Regions from separate parts of the Homo sapiens genome. Here region 2 is linked to region 1. Evidence: read pairs that join two places in POLR2A ChIA-PET (ENCODE). Cell type or tissue: A673. All regions are shown on one strand. Each heading gives the region's core, and the rest is flanking DNA. Links, peaks and the distances in the headings are about the cores only.

The links. ChIA-PET counts read pairs that join two places held together with the same protein. Peaks named below come from ENCODE experiments on the same cell type or tissue, not always from the same donor. Only the 100,000 strongest peaks of a DNase experiment are listed, where the experiment ranks them.
Region 2: POLR2A ChIA-PET joins it to region 1 with 7 read pairs; 2 of 35 experiments call an interaction of 5 or more read pairs at or near these places.

Annotation. Positions count from the first base shown.
Region 1 is chr7:4,527,927-4,534,260 of GRCh38, forward strand. It overlaps LOC105375133 (a long non-coding RNA gene), which reads left to right and starts at 5,818. Exons shown (of 3, transcript XR_926999.3): 1 at 5,818-5,896. In A673, for the core only: no CTCF peak of the experiment used is centred there; no DNase peak of the experiment used is centred there.
Region 2 is chr7:4,718,083-4,723,082 of GRCh38, forward strand. All of the region lies in intron 1 of FOXK1 (forkhead box K1), which reads left to right. It overlaps LOC124901581 (a long non-coding RNA gene), which reads left to right and starts at 4,403. Exons shown (of 2, transcript XR_007060199.1): 1 at 4,403-5,000. In A673, for the core only: no CTCF peak of the experiment used is centred there; no DNase peak of the experiment used is centred there; H3K27ac peaks cover 651 bases.

The DNA of each region.
Region 1 (6,334 bases), core at 613-5,612:
GGTGACAGAGCAAGACCCTGTTTCTAAAAAATAAGAAAGAAAAACAGGAAAATATATGGTGATCGGAAAAGCAATTATGAAAATAAACCATGGGAAAGTGACGGAAAGTGATAGGGAGTCATTCAGGTTGCTTGGTCAACAGAGGCCCCTCTGAGGAAGCCATGTATGTGCTGAGTTTTGGTTGATGAGAAGAACCATGAGTGTGCAAGGGGTTAACTCAGCAGGTCTTTGTTGTCCAAACCCTGCACATTCCAAAGAAAGAACTGACTCTGACCAGGAGATAACCTTGAAGCCTGTGAAATATCCCACGTGATGAGTGTTTTTTGCATAACTGGGGCAGTGGGCCACAGCAGATAGTTTATGCCAACACTGTGAATGATGGCGAGGGGTCTTAGACCTCTCTGGTTCAGTTTGACCTCTGGAGGGGCTGGAGATTGAATAACTAATGTCAGCCACATGGGCACTCCATGTTTATGTGACTGACCTCAATAAACACTCTGGAAACTGGCCAAGTGCAATGACTCACACCTGCAATCCTAGCGCTTTGGGAATCCGAAGCAGGCAGATTGCTTGAGTCCAAGAGTTCGAGACCAGCCTGGGCAACATAGCAAGACCTCTTCTTGCAAAAGTAAAAATAAAAAACTCTGGGAATTAAAGTTGCATGAGCTTCCGTGGTTCACAATATGCCCTATGTGTCATCACAGTTGGTGCTGTCTGTATGGCTCCACCAGGAGAGGACAACAAAAAGCTTTATCCTGGTGTCCCCTGAACTCTGTCCTATGTGCCTTTTAGTCTTGGCGGTTTTAAACTTTGGGAGGCCAAGGAGTGTGGATCATGAGATCAAGAGATTGAGCCCATTCTGGCCAACATGGCGAAACCCCATCTCTACTAAAAATACAAAAATTAGCTGGGTGTGGTGGCGTGCACCTGTAGTCCCAGCTGCTCGGGAGGCAAAGGCAGGAGAATCACTTGAACCCGGGAGGCTGAGGTTGCAGTGAGCCAAGATCGTGCCACTGTACTCCAGCCTGGCGACAGAGCGAGAGTTCGTCTCAAAAAAAAAAAAAAATCATAACTGTGAGTATAACAGGCTTTTCTGAGTCCTTCTAGCAAGTCATTGAACATGAGAGTGTTCTTGGGGTCCCTGACACAGAGGAACTGGAGGAAGAATGTTCCAGGCAAAGATAATAGCTAGTGCAAAACAAAAAAAAAATGGAGTTGGGAATGCCAATGAGATTTAGACCAAGAACAACCAAGGGGTCTGCCTGAGGTCACATATTGAGGCAGAGGAGAATTGACCCAGAGCTTGGGTCTGCTGAGCCCCACCCAAGGGTTTTACCTGAAGTCCTGAAGTGTCCTGGAATGGTAGGTGGTAGAGATGGCCATTCTACCATCTCTAGGCTTAGGAGTCACTCACAAACATGGTCTCAAATCCTGGATCTACCCTGATTTGCTATATGCGACCCTATATCAGTCTCATTATCGCACTGCTATAAAGAAATACCTGAGACTGGGCAATTTATAAGAAAAGAGGTTTGATCGGCCTGTGGTGCTGCAGTTTGTACAGGAAGCATAGTAGCTTCTGCTTTTGGGGAGGCCTCAATCATGGTGGAAGGCAAAGGGCAAGCAGGCGTCTTACATGGCAGGAGCAGGAGCAAGAGAAAGGGAGAGGAGAGGTGCCATGCGCTTTTAAACAACCAGATCATGCAATAACTGGGTAATTTATAAAGGAAACTCACGATTCCACATGGCTGGGGAGACCTCACAATCATGGTGGAAGACGAAGGAGCACAAAGAGACATCATAGCTGGTGGCCAGCAAAGAGGGAATGAGAACCAAGCAAAAGGGGTTTCCCCTTATAAACCATCAGATCTTGCAAGACTTATTCACTACCATGAGAACAGTAAGGGGGAAACAGTCCCCATGATTCAATCATCTCCCACTGGGTCCCTTCCACAACACATGAGGATTACAGGGGCTACAATTCAAGATGAGATTTGGGTGGGGACACAGCCAAACCATATCAGGAATCATACAATATCTGTCCTTTTGTGTCTGGCTTATTTCACTTAGCATAGTGTCCTTAATGTTTATCCATGTTTTGGCATGTATCAGAATATCATTTCTTTTAATGGCCAACAAATCTTCCATTGCAGGGATAGGCCACATTTTGTTTATACATTCATTCATCAATGGACATAGTAACTTTTTGGTTACTATGAATAATGCTACTGAGAGCATTAGCATACACGTATCTCTTTAAGCTCTTTAAGTTCCTGCTTTTCATTCTTCTGGATATATACCAAAGGTGCAATTGCTGGTGATTTTATGGTAATTCCATGTCCAACTACTTGAGCATGTACCAAATTTCCACAGCAGCTGCAACATTTTCCATTCCCACCAGCAATGCACAAAGTTTCCAATTTCTCCACATCCTTGCCAACAGTTGTTATTTCCCATTGTTTTTAATCATAGCCAGGAGGTGGGTGTGTAGGGGTATCTCATTGTGGTTTTGATTTGCATCTCCCTGGTGAATAACGATTTTTAGCATCTTTTCATGTGCATATTGCCCATTTGTATGACTTTGGAGACACATCTATTCGAATCCTTTGCCCATTTTTTAATTGAGTTGTCCTTTTGTTTTTGTTGCTTTGTAAGAGCTCTGTATACTCTGAATATTACTTGTCCATCAGATAGATGATTTGAAAATATTTTCTCCAATTCTGTAGGCTGTCTTTTCACTCTCTTGATAGTGGTCTTTGATGCAGAAGTTTTTAACTTTGGTGAAGTCCAATGTAGTAATTTTTTCTTTCGATGCTTATACTTTTGGTGTCATATCCAAGAAATCATTGCCTCCCAGCACTTTGGGAGGTCGAGGCAGATAGATCACCTAAGGTCAGGAGTTCAAGACTAGCCTGGCCAAAGTGGTAAAACCCCATCTCCACTAAAAATATAAAAATTAGTCGGGCATGGTGGCATGCACCTGTGGTGCCAGCTACTCAGGAGGATGAGGCAGGAAAATTTCTTGAACCCAGGAGGCCGAGGTTGCAGTGAGCCGAGATCGCACCACGGCAGTCCAACCTGGGTGACAGAGTGAGACTCCACCTCAAAAAAAAAAAAGAAAGAAATTATTGCCAAATCCAACATCATGAAGATTTACCCCTATGTTTTTGATACAGGAACTAGAAAGAAATTATTTAGGCAGATGGTGAGGGTAAGAGAGTCCTTGGTAAAGTTTCATTTTAATAAAAAGCACCCCCCAAATGATATCTTTTCTAACAAAAAGCAGCCTGAAAAATCAAGCTGCAAGCATAGATAAGCAAGCTAAAAGCTTGCATAGGTAAATGCCAGCAGCTGTGCCAATAGAAAAGGAATACTTGGAAGCCAGGTGTATTCAACGTGGAGGTTCCCTCTTCCCTTTTCTTTGTCGCTATGTGTGCAGTAAAAAGCAGGCAACATGGTGCCGGCCAGGTAGAAACCTCATCTGCATAATAAAAGATTAGGGTGGGATGGCTAGCTTCTTCATGCACTATGCAAATGGCACAGCTGATCGGACCAATGTCTTGTGCCGTATGTAAATTAGACACCACCTTCTCAAGCTCATCGATAAAACCCCATGCATTTCCCCATGGAACTGGAAAACCCACTTGGGAGCCAACCTCTCTCTCTGCAGGAGAGAGAGCTTTTCTCTTTTCTCGTTCTTTAGCCTACTAAACCTCTGCTCTTAAACTCACTTCTTGCGTGTCTGTGTCCTTGATTCCCTTGGCGTGAGACGACGAACCTCGGGTATTTACCCCAGACAATGACGTCGCTTCATTGTCTTCCAAGAGTTTCATAGTTTTAGCTCTTAAGTTTATGTAGAAGTTTTTCCCTTTTAAATACTAACTTAAACTATTTTAAACATTTGTAAAAACTATCACAGCTCTGGGTCTAAGGAAACAAGGGTTACGCTCATAAACATTAAGGAGACACGGCTGGGTGCGGTGGCTCACACCTGTAATCCCAGCACTTTGGGAGGCCGAGGAGGGTGGATCATCTGAGGTCATGAGTTCAAGACCAGCCTGGCCAAGAGGGTGAAACCACATCTCTACTAAAAATACAAAAATTAGCTGGGCAGGGTGGTCCATGCCTATAATCCCAGCTACTCAGGAAGCTGAGGCAGGAGAATCACTTGAACCCGTGAGGCAGAGGTTGCAGTGAGCTGAGACTGCACCACTGCACTCCAGCCTGAGTGACAGAGCAAGACTCCATCTCAAAAAAAAAAAAAAAGAGACACTCTGATTACAGTTAGGGGAGCTTTAAAGGGGAAAGGACATACACAAAATCAGGAGTGTTGAGGCTATGCCAAGACAACTGACTTGATTTGGAGCTATTAAAGGCTGGAAGGAGGCCAGGCACAATGGCTCCTGCCTGTAATCCCAGCTCTTGAGGCCAGGGGTTTGAGACCAGCCTGAGCAACATAGCACAACCCGTCTCTACAAAAAAAAAAAAAAAAAAAAAAGTTAAATTGGCCAGTATGGTGGCACATGCCTATAGTCCCAGCTACTTGGAAGGCTGAGGTGGGGGGATCACTTGAGCCCAGGAGTTGGAGGCTGCAATGAGCTATGATCACACCATTGCACTCCAGCTGAGGTGACAATGGGGAAAAAAAAAAAAGACTGGAAGGATAGTAGAGACACCCAAAAGCAAGTCAAGGAGACTTGGTGTCAGACTAGAAAACATCTGCAATGAGAAACCATCACAGAACAATTATTAAAGACAAAACTTCTTAAATAAAAGGCAGTCTGCAATAGAGCCCTGAAGACCCACACTAAGGCAGATAAGTGTCAAGTTAAAATGCTTTAAAGACAAAGACAGATTTCTACTGAATTCCAAGAAAAAAAAAAGAAAAAGAAGGGAAAAGAGGTGTGGATATGAGAGTAATTACGACCTCTGTCACCTGCTAGGCTCTGCAGGAGAGAAAGGCTTTGAAGAAAAACTTCTGCATCAATTTAGTAAAACAGAGATTATCCCTGGATCCTCCCTGAAGACAAAGGGAGCCCATCTTAATCATTGAGTGATCTGGAACAGTTTGTCAACAGAATCCCACAGCTGCAAGATTATTACAGAACAATGAAGATCTGAGAACCAAGAAAATGAAGAAAAAGAGAAAACAATGGTCTTAGTCCATTTTCTGTTGCTCATAACAGAACAACAGAAATGAGTAATTTATTTTATTTTGTGTGTGTGTTTGTTTGTTCGTTTGTTTGTTTTTGAGACAGAGTCTCACTCTGTCGCCTAGGCTGGAGTGCAGTGGCACGATCTTGGCTCACTGCAACGTCTGCCTCCCAGGTTCAAGCGATTCTCCTGCCTCAGCCTCTCGAGTAGCTGGGATTACAGGCACCTGCCACCGTGCCCGGCTAATTTTTGTATTTTTAGTAGAGATGGGATTTCGCCATGTTGGCCAGGCTGGTCTCGAACGCCTGATCTCAAGTGATCCACCCACCTCGGCCTCCCAAAGTGCTGGGATTACAGATGTGAGTCACCGCGGCCGGCCATGAGTAATTTCTTTTAAAAGTGAATCTATTTGTTACAGTTAGGGAAGCTGAGAATTCCAAGGTGGAGGGACCATATCTGGTGAGGGCCTCCTGGCTGTGGGGACTGATATGGTTTGGCTGTGTCCCCACCCAAATCTCATCTTGAACGCCCACATGTTGTGGGAGGGACCCAGTGGGAGGTAATTGAATCATAGAGGCAGGTCTTTCCCGTGCTGTTCTCGTGACAGTGAGTAAGTCTCACGAGATCTGATGGTTTTATAAACGGGAGTTTCCCCACACCGCTCTTCTCTTCTCTGCTGCCGTCTGAGGTGCGCGTTTCACCTTCCGCCGTGATTGTGAGGCCTCCCCAGCCACGTGGAACTGTGAGTCCATTAAACCTCTTTCTTTTGTAAATTGCCCCGTCTGAGGTATGTCTTTATGAGCAGCGTGAAAATGGACTGACACGCAGACTCTCTGCAGAGTCCCGAGACGGCACGGAGGATCACACGGGGAGGGGTCGAGTGTGCTAACTCAGGTCTCTCTTCCTCTTCTAATAAATCCACCCGTCCCGCTCCTGCGCTAACCCATTAATCCATTAATCTGTGAATGGATTCATCTATTCACGAGGGCACTGCCCTCCTGACCCGATCACCTCTTAAAGGCCAACTCTCAATCCTGCCACACTGGGAATTAAGTTTCAACATGAGTTTCGGAGGAGATAAACATTCAAATCATAGCCGAAATCCAAAGAGATTTGAGGAGCAGAAGTTGATTCAAAGGTTAGCAAAGGCCCATATTGATTGTTTCAGAGAATAATCAAT
Region 2 (5,000 bases), core at 1-5,000, 190 kb after region 1:
GGACACACTTTCCATTTGGAAACAATCACAGATTCACAAGGAGCAGCAGACGTGTTGCAGAGGTCCCTGCACAGCCCACCAGCCTCCTCCGACGCGTCCATCAGCATCACAGCCGGGAAGTTGGCATCGGTGCGCTGTGTGTGGTTCCGTCATCTCATCCCGTGTGGCTCTGCGACCGCCACCTCGGTCACCACGCAGAGCCATCCCCACCGTGGCGGCCACGCAGCCATTGTAACCCTGGAAACCAGTAAATGCGTCTCCATGGCTGCAGGCCTGTCGTTATGAGAAGGTTTCAGAAGCGGGCTCGTCCGCAGCTCAGGGCCGTCTTTCTGAGTTGTGGGCCTCAGGAGTGGATTCCTTTTTATTGCTGAGATGCCACTGGGTGGAGGTTCCCCTGTTTGTTTGACCCCCTGTCTACTGAAGTACATTAGTTTTTCCATTTTTCGGCCTACTACAAATACAATAGCTGCTGTGAGCAACCATGCTTAGGTTTTGAGCGGACCTAGGTTTCCCTCGTCAGGGTGAGTACCCGGGAGTGCAGTGCCTAAGGCCTGTCCTTGGCATAGGTTTTGTTTTTAAAGCAACTGCCGACCTCGCTTTCAGAGTGGCTGCCATATTTTACCTTCCTTCCACCCATGTATGAGAAGCCCAGTGTCTCTGCAGCCTCACCAGCATTTGCTGTATTTGTTTTAATTTTAGCCATTCTGATAGGTATGTAGCTTTTGTTTTTTTGTTTGTTTGTTTGAGACGGAGTTTCACTCTTGTCACCCAGGCTGGAGTGCAGTGGCACAATCTCGGCTCCCCACAGCCTCCGCCTCCGGGGTTCAAGCGATTCTCCTGCCCCAGCCTCCCGAGTAGTTAGGATTAGAGGGACCCGCCACCACGCCCGGCTAATTTTGTATTTTTAGTAGAGACGGGGTTGCACCATGTTGGTCAGTCTGATCTCGAACTCCCAACCTCAGGTGATCCACCCACCTTGGCCTCCCAAAGTGCTGGGATTACAGGCATGAGCCACCACACCCAACCTTGTTTTTTTTGTTTTTTTTTTGTTTGTTTTGTTTGTTTGTTTTTGAGACAGGGTCTCACTCTGTTGCCCAGCTGGAGTGCGATGGCACAATCATGGCTCACTGCCGCCTTGAACTCCTGGGCTCAAGTGTTCCTCCTGACTCAGCCTCCCGAGTAGCTGGGACTACAAGCGTGCACCACTATGCCTGGCTAATTTTAAAAAAAGATTCTTTTAATAGAGATGAGGTCTTGCTGTGTTGTCCAGGCTGGTTGCAAACTCAGCCTCAAATGATCCTCCCGCCTCTGCCTCCCAACGTGCTGGGATTACAGGTGTGAGCCACGGTGCCTAGGGAGTAGGTAGCTGTCTTAGCTTTGTGTTTCCCTAATAGCTAACTACACTGCACATATTTTTTTGACAGAATCTCACTCCATCACCCAGGCTGGAGTGCAGTGGCGAGACCTTGGCTCACTGCAACCTTTGCCTCCTGGGTTCAAGCAATTCTCCTGCCTCAGCTTCCTGAGTAGCTGGGACTACAGGCACACGCCACCATGCCCATCTAATTTTTGTATTTTTAGTAGAGATGGGGTTTCACCATGTTGGCCAGGCTGGTCTCGAACTCCTGACCTCAGGTGATCCACCCGCTTTGGCCTCTCAAGGTGCTGGGATTACAGGTTTGAGCCACCGCGCCCGGCCTGCATTGAACATCTCTTCATGTGCTTATTTACCATCTGCAGAGCCTCTTCAGTGAAATACCTCCTCGTGTGTTTTGTCCTCGTTCTAATTGAATTGTTTGGTTTTTATACTGAATTTTGAGTTTTTCCTGTATTCTAGATAGGAGTCTCTTCTCCCAGCTTGTGACCTCTTTATCCTCTCATTGGACGCCTGCGCCCATCCAGAGCTTTACGTTTTGATGACGTCCGATGTGTTGAGTTTTTTCTTTTTCTTTTATAGATCCTGTTTTTGGTGTCATGGCTAAGAACTCTTCACCAAGCCCCAGGTCCTGAAGGATTTTTTGAAATTTGAATAGTTTTTCCCTCATTGGTTTCTCCCTGGCTGCCTTGTTTCTGGTTTTCAGAAGCCTGGTTGAGTTTCTTCGGGTTCATCCTGCATGGGGCTCACTCATCTTCAGTCTGTAGGTTTATCATTCTGACCAAATCTGTACATTTTTCAGCCATTATTTCTTTGAGGGTTTTTTGCCTCATCTGCTTTCTGTTCTTCTTCTGGGATTCAGTGACATGCATGGGAGAGCTTTTGTTATGTATGGTCTAGTGTGTCCCTGAGACTCTTAAGATTTGATTTTCAGCCTCTTTTTCTCTGTTGTTCAGGTTGGGTAATCTTTACTGTTTCAGCTTCAAGCTCGCTGATTTCTTTCCTATGGCTTTTTCATTCTGTGTGAGCCCATTCATTGAGGTTTCATTTCAGCTGCTGTACTTTTTAGATGTAAAATTTCCCCTGTGCCTCAGTGGGGATGGGCAGCCTGTGGCCAACTTCGATGCTGGCAGAGCCAGGCCGGGGAGACTCCAGCCTCAGCCCCATCTCTCCCGAGCAGGCAGATGCTTCCTGAGAATTAGGCAGACCTGTTGGAAACTGGCTTTGTATGCTGCGTGCCTAGCTTTTTACTTTTTTTTTTTTTGAGACAGAGTCTCTGTTGCCCAGGGTGGAGTGCAATGGCGCGATCTCGGTGCAGTGGCGCGATCTTGGCTCACTGCAACCTCTACCTCCTGGGTTCAAGCGATTCTCCTGCCTCAGCCTCCTGAGCACCTGGAATTAGAGACATGCACCACCACGCCCACTTAATTTTTGTATTTTTAGTATAGACGGGGATCCATAAAAGAAAAAAAAAACTCAACACACGTGTTAGTCAGGCTGGTCTCGAACTCCTGACCTTATGTGATCCGCCCACCTCGGCCTCCCAAATTTAGCTTTTTACCTAGGTCTTTTTTGTCTTTCAGTTAAGTTTTGTAGTTTTCTCTGCACGGGCCCTCCGTGCCCCGTCCCTTTCTTGCTTTACTCTGTCACTGTTGCCGTAAGTGCTTTCCCGAGTCAGCAGCCTCCCTCTGTGCATCAGGGCCCTGGAGGAGGTTCTCCGTTCAGTCTGCACGCTTGGCTCAATGCAGCAGCTCAGACTGGAGCTTGGATCCTGGACATCGTGGGGGCTTTGCCTGTGTGTGGCAGTGCACAGGGGCCTTGGAAACCCCCCGGAGCTCCCCAGCCTTGAGCTGCCGGCCTAGCCCTGTGTCGCTGCAGCCCATAATGGTGCAACCTTCTGATGACCTTGGTGAGAAGCGACCATTCCCTGCGACCCCCAGCCTGTTTCCTGCAGGTGACAGTGGCTCAGTAAAATGCCTTGAATTCTAATCTCCAGGCGTCGGCTGTCAGTTAACTTCAGAAAGAACTTTTTCTGAAACTTTGAGAATAAGAATAATTCCAGCTCTCCAATGATAAGAGCTCACAGATGGCAGCCTAAGAAGGACTTTTCTCTTTTCTTTTTCTTTTTTTTCTTTTTTTTTTTTTTTTTTTGAGTCAGAGTCTTGTTGTGTCACCCAGGCTGGAGTGCAGTGGTGCGATCTTGGCTCACTGCAACCTCTCCCTCCTGGATTCAAGCAGTTCTTCTGCGTCAGCCTCCCAAGCAGCTGGGATTACAGGCGTGAGACACCACGCCCAGCTAATTCTTGCATTTTTAGTATAGACAGAGTTTCACCGTATTGACCAGGCTGGTCTTGAACTCCTGACCTCATGTGATCCTCCTGCCTCGGCCTCCCAAAGTGCTGAGATTACAGGCGTGAGCCACCACGCCCGGCCTGTTTTCATTTTAATATTTGAGTTTTGTTTTTCCAAATTAGATTTCTCAAATGTAAATGCATCCCTTTCTCGTGCAGGAGTAACGGGGACGCGCACAGCCGTGTTACTTTCTCCCAAAGGAGGCAGCCGGGGTGAGACTGGTGACCCCGCTGCATCCCATACCCTCCACCCATCCCAGCAGCCTCATGCCTGTGGGTGGGACGTGCTAGAGGAGGGGACTTTGGTGGGGCCTTGGGCTCTTGGTCACATCCTGCCCTGATTCAGAAGATGGCGGGGCAGGAGGTGTCTGTGTCTCAGCAGATGCTGGATTTCACGTCCACGGCCGCCTGGAAATAAATGCCAGCACCGTGCAAGCTGGCTTTGCATTCTCTGCCTTTCCCGAGCGTCCCTGCCTCAGATTCCAAAATCTGTTGTTCTAGAAACTCTCTAAGGTTTTACCCAGATTCCCATTGTTGCCTCTTATGTACTTTGGTCGTTCGTATTTCCTAGGCTTAAAACCCATTCTCCTGTGAAGAGGCCTTCCCTGAGATCCTGGCCAGAGGAGGTCCCGTGGCCAAGTGGCAGCGGTGCCGGACATACACGGCAGGGCAGTGGGCTGCTCAGCACCAGTGGCCTCAGCCCAGTGCCAGCGTGCTGGGACGGGTACACTCGTGCCTGTTAACCGCACACCTGCGTGCAGCACGGGCACACTCGTATACAACGGGCACACATGCACGTCAGCCGCACACTCATGCACGTTCATGTGCTGTCTCTAGTGTTTTCTGAGAAACGGGATTTTCCTTGGGTGAAACGAGGAAGTCGTAGGAGACCCACCTCAGATGCTCGGGTGCACATCTGGGGAGAGTCAACCGCCCAGCATGGCTTTTGGCTTTGGGGGATTCCGTTCCTTTGCTGCTGCCTTGGCCACAGGCCTCCACAGCCCTCTGCTGTGTCTGTGCACCTTCTCCATCCCTCTCTCGTTTGGGCTCCGGTTCCCGCAGAATTGGCATCCAGGTGAGGTGCCTGTGGGCAGAGCTGTTGATGGAAGAGGGTGTGGTCAGAGGCAGGGCAGTTATTGTAGGAAGAACCCCCAGGAGCAGGTGGCCGACGCAGGCACCCTCAGATCTGAGATCCAGACAAGAGGCAGCGCTGGGTTCAGATCACCACACAACCTGTATCAGCTTGTGATCCCGAACAAAAACCCGTCTTCCCA